Regions from separate parts of the Homo sapiens genome. Here region 1 is linked to region 2. A link is a loop called in an ENCODE intact Hi-C map of the cell type or tissue named here. Cell type or tissue: endothelial cell of umbilical vein. All regions are shown on one strand.

Evidence for each region. Hi-C counts contacts between places; a loop is a spot of excess contacts. Peaks named below come from ENCODE experiments on the same cell type or tissue, not always from the same donor. Only the 100,000 strongest peaks of a DNase experiment are listed, where the experiment ranks them.
Region 1: it touches region 2 in a loop (5-fold over the local background); 2 of 110 quality-filtered maps call a loop at or near these places.

The regions. Positions count from the first base shown.
Region 1 is chr10:31,003,906-31,006,405 of GRCh38, reverse strand. The region is part of intron 1 of ZNF438 (zinc finger protein 438); the gene reads left to right. Among named protein-coding and RNA genes, the nearest start is that of ZNF438, 27 kb to the left of the region's middle. In endothelial cell of umbilical vein, no CTCF peak of the experiment used is centred here; a DNase peak (open chromatin) is centred at 1,385; H3K27ac peaks cover 2,500 bases.
Region 2 is chr10:30,811,093-30,813,592 of GRCh38, reverse strand. No RefSeq gene overlaps it. Among named protein-coding and RNA genes, the nearest start is that of LINC02644, 89 kb to the right of the region's middle. In endothelial cell of umbilical vein, no CTCF peak of the experiment used is centred here; DNase peaks (open chromatin) are centred at 1,112 and 1,342; H3K27ac peaks cover 2,299 bases.

The sequences.
Region 1 (2,500 bases), 190 kb before region 2:
GCTATTTGAAAGCTCTCCAAACCCTGCCCTTTTGGGTTTCTATTTAAGCTTCATTGGGTAGGCATGATTGATTGAATCATTGGCTGTTGGTGATCAACTTAACTTTCAGACCCTTTCCCCTTCCTAGAGCTTGGAGGGTGTCACTGAACGTCCCAACCCTCTAATCAAGCTTTGGTCTTTCTAGTGTCCAGCCTCCATCCTGAAGCTACCCAGGGACTGCCAGCCATCAGTCACTCATTAGCATACAAAAGACATCACTTTGGAGATTCTAAGGATTTTAGCAGTTGTGTGCCAGGAAATGAGGATGTAGACCAGATATATATTTCACAATATCATACCATGTAATATAGGGTAGACAGAGATTCCAGGGAATAAGGGATGGACATCCTTTGAGGGAGGCAATATTCTGTGTACCACAATCTGTTAATAAGCTGAAGAGATTTAGGCTCAGAGAGATTAAGTAAGTTGTCCAAGGTCACAACATAATAAATGAAAGAGCTGATATTTTAACCCAGATCTGTTATTTATCATATATGCATATCTTTCACAATAACATGATCTTTCCCACAAATACCATTTGATCCTACTTAGGAAAAGTAAATAGGATGATGAGCATTGTTCAAATAGTAAATACCTATTTTTTTATTGTATATATTTAACGTATATGATGTTTTGATGTATACACACAGTGAAGTGGATACTACAGTCAAGCAAATTAACATCAGTCATCTCACATAGTTACTCTTTTTAGTGGCAGGAAAATCTCTTTTAGCAAAAATCTCAAATACAGTACAGTATTAACCATAGTCCTCATGTCATACATTAGACATCGAGACCCCTTTATCCTGCGTATCTGCAGCTTTGTATCCTTTGACCTACATCTTCACATTTTCTCCCCCGTCCACCCCTGTTTACCATCATTTTGTTCTCTAAGTATTCAACTTTCTTTTTCTTTTCTTTTTTTAAGATTCCACATATAAGTGAAATCATGCATTTTCTGTGTCTTGCCTATTTCACTCTGCATAATGTCTTCCACATTCATCCATGTGGTAGCAAATGGCAGGATCTCCTTTTTAAAGCTGAATAATATTCCATTTACGTACGTGCATGTACATATATATATACACACACACATATGTACACACACATAACTCACAGTTCATTCATCTGTTGACAGACACTTTGGTTGTTTCAATATCTTGGCTATTATTGTTTCTAAATCTTGGCTCATGCTACAGTGAACATGGGAGTGCAAGTATCTTTATGAGATGGTGATTTCATTTCCTTTGGATATCTACCCACTGGAGGAATTGCTGAGTCATATGGTAGTTGTATTTTTAATTTCCTTAGGAACCTCTGTATGGTTTTTCACAGTGGCCGCACTGATCTGCATTCCCACCAACAGTGTATGAGGTTTCTCTTTTTCACACCATCACCAACACTTGTTATCTCTGGTAACTTATTAAAGTAATAATCACATTTGCTTAATAATATCAAGAAATAGGCTATGTTATTATGAAACAGTTAAAAGCATATAGGAAGTTTATTTATTGATGTGGGAAAAGTATTTATGACTCATCATGACTTCCAGCCCCCTCCCCCACATTTCTACTTATCACTTCCTTTCTGTTACCAGTTCCTTCCTTATCCAGCCTAGATGCTTTGATTCAAATTATTTTCCGGCAAATTCTTTCAATTCCTTTGTACCTCTTTGGTCTCTCCAATCTCAGAACTGGATGAGCTCAACTACCTGCCAGTTTTTTCACTTTAATGATACGCTCAGCAGCCTTAAAATTGTCCAGCAGTCTTCCGACGTGTCTATTATCTCACTCCCTCACTCCTCACAGCATACTGCCTTCATTCTTCTCAAACCTTTTAACCCCCTATCAGTGTTATTTGATGTCTTAGCAGTTTTCCATGCAGTTGACCACAATTGACCATTGCTTCCTTTTGGAAACACTTGTCTCTTGGCCTTTGAGACAAACCCTTCCCTGGTTTTCCTTCTCCCATTCTAGTTGACCATTTTCTGTCTTCTGTGTTACCTGACATCTAAAAGAGGAAAGGTTTAGTTCTCTTGTTTTTCATCTTGTACTTTTGGTTAAATATAATCTTTTTGTGTAAGTCTTATTATCTCTAGCCCAGAGTTTGTCATCTTCAGCACTATTGACATTTTGGGCTGGAAAATTTTTTCAGTGTCAGGGGATGTCTTGTGGATTGTAGGATGCTTAGCAGCATCTCTGGCCTCTATGCTCTAACTGCCAATAGAGTTCCCTCTACCCTTATTGTGACAATCAAAATGTCTCCAGATATTGCCAGATGTCTCCTGGGTGCATAAAATCACCCCCCATTGAGAAGTACTTATGTAGCCTGAAGTTCTCTTCTGAGGATCTGGGGATAACACCTTTCTGACATCTCCACTTGAATGTCTCCTAGGCATTGCAAATTTAATGTGACCAAAATGGACTCTTGTTTTTTCTTCCATATATGCTCTCCCCCCAGA
Region 2 (2,500 bases):
GGGAGAAGAAGCAAGGTGTGTTTGGGACGAGGCAGAGAGTAAAGCCAAGACTGTGAGCAGAGGCCCTGAGTTTGAGCCTCAACATTCCTGCCTCTCCTCTGCTGACCTTGCACAGGCTAACTAAAGTATCTGCCAGTTTATCCTCATAGGTCTACAGGGGTGGGAGATGACCATGATGATGATGGTGGTGGTGGTGATGATGATGATGATGATGATAGTGGTGGTGGTGGTGGCGATTATGGTACCAGTACCCATTAAATGCCTGGATGGGCCAGAAGCACTTAGAATCACAAGGTACCTGGTAAGAGCTTTTATTCCCGAGTCAGTGGGAGCTAGCTTCATCCAAGGGCTTCACTTCAAGGAATGCACAAAGGAAAATCTGGGTCTATCAAACAGATAAAATAGGAGTAATAGAGAGTCACCATAGGTGATTTGCAAATAATCCCACACTTAAAGTGTGATGGAAAGAAAGAATGCAACTTAAACTTTCTGATTTACATTGTCACGTTTTTTAGACTTAGAAAAATCTGTTTCTGCTTGGGCTGCTCTACTGATGAGCTCCACGACCCTGGACAAGTCCTTCAGAGCTTTGATCGCACTTTCCTCATCCAGGGTCGGGTAGGAATCCTGCCCTGTCTAGCTTGTGGGAATCTAGGAGGAGGGCCAAGGGAGAGAGTGGGTATGCAAGGGCTGGAAGTTTCTGAAGCTCACATTAGAAGTGAATAGAAGCGCAACCGGTGCCCTAGCCTTCCAGTCTCTGATTCAGCCTCTGCAGAACCGGAGAATGAGAACGTGCAGAGGTCCTTTCCTGCTGGGGCAGGGCAGTGGCAAGAAAGAAAGAGCTCAAAATAGGAACGTGCTCTCTGAAGAGCACAGTGCAGGCAGGAAGTCTTATCCTGCCAGTGTTTCTCCCACGAACACATTCTCTTTATTCTATGAGACACCAGCATAAGGTCACCTGCACGCTGAAACAAAAGGAACCCCCCCCGCCCATTGGAGCTGAGGCTGGGGAAGCAGCCAGGCCAGGGCATAGAGGGGTCCCTGGGGAGGCGGTTGTTGCCAACACTGAGCCAGGCGTCCTGTTGGGGCTGGGTGTATGCATGGGCCACCCTGTGCTGACCCCAGGGATCCCGTGTGCCAGCTCCAAAGGCAGCCCCTCAGCAGGGGCAGTTGGGGACGGTGCTGGCAAGCAGAAAGCTTTCTTCCATGGTGCTCTGAGCCTCTGCAGCCTCTCTGGTTTCTTGGCACCATAAACTGCTTGATCTCCGTCCAGTGATTTGCTCCTATAAACAACAGAGAAGAAGAAAAAAAATAGAAAAGTTGTGAAAAACAGATACAGGGAATTAGGTCACCCTAGAAATTCTAAAACATCAGCAAAGCTCTTGTTTAACATGATTCATTCAGCGACCTCTGACCACAGCCAGGCCTTGAATGTGGAGGCAGAATGTAACAGTGGAGACTGAATGGAGCAGACGGGAAGAAGGTTAAGGTGATCCTTGGCTCGGAGGTGGGGGAAGTGCTGCCGACAGCTTTTGTTCTGATGCATGGGTCTGCTGGAACCGGGGAGCAGAAGGTGGGGGGTGCTGGACGTTCTTTTGGATCCTGATGTAGTAACTGATGCAGGCTGGACCTCTTCATGCAATTCAGCGTCAAGCTCTCCAACTTACAGAGCACCAAGCCAAGATGTTTGCATGGGAACACACGCCACCCCCATCTTTGCGAACTTCATCATTGCACTTCCGTTTCCTTGATCTTGATGCCAATGTGGTGTTTACCGGAGACCAAGTAGTCGCCGGAGATTTATGCGGCAAGAACACCTCCACTGATGAAAGCAAGCCTTCCGCTTGGCTGCAGCCTGGAAGCCACTTAGAAGACTATTTATTCTCTATGCGTCTCTCCATAGACAATCACCCATCGTGGGGAGCACATTTACACCTTAGTCAATGGAATGCATTTTAATTGCGTTAATAAGAATTGAGATAGGACTAAAGACAAAAGGCTCACTCTGTACAAAATTAAAGACTGTTGCTTGTGCTCAAGATCCTGTGGCTAGAGGAGCTTAGACAACAGGACTGCCTGTCTCCTGGGAGCCAAAAGCAGCAAGGAAAGGGATCTTGTTTGCCTTGAGAGAAAATGCAGCTAGCGGCCTGTTGCCTGGCTGCTGAGGGTCTGGAAGGGGAGGGGGCTTATTGGTGGAAGTTAGATTTAACCTAAAGGGAAACGAAGGAAAAAAGAGTTGTAATGTTGTAGAATGGGCGCTCATCTTAAGATTAGCTTGTAGGCAAGCTATTTAACCATTCTATTTCCTCTTCTGTAAAATGGGTATAATGATATTTATCTACTAACATGAGGAAGGTGAAGTAAGAGAAGGGATGGAAATGCGTAATAGATCCATAAAGTAGAACATACAGATGATCCCCTTCTTCAGCGTCTACCGCATATCCTGCACTAGCTCCAAGATGGGCTCTATGCTCATGATTTTACAGCTCTTGCCTCTTTG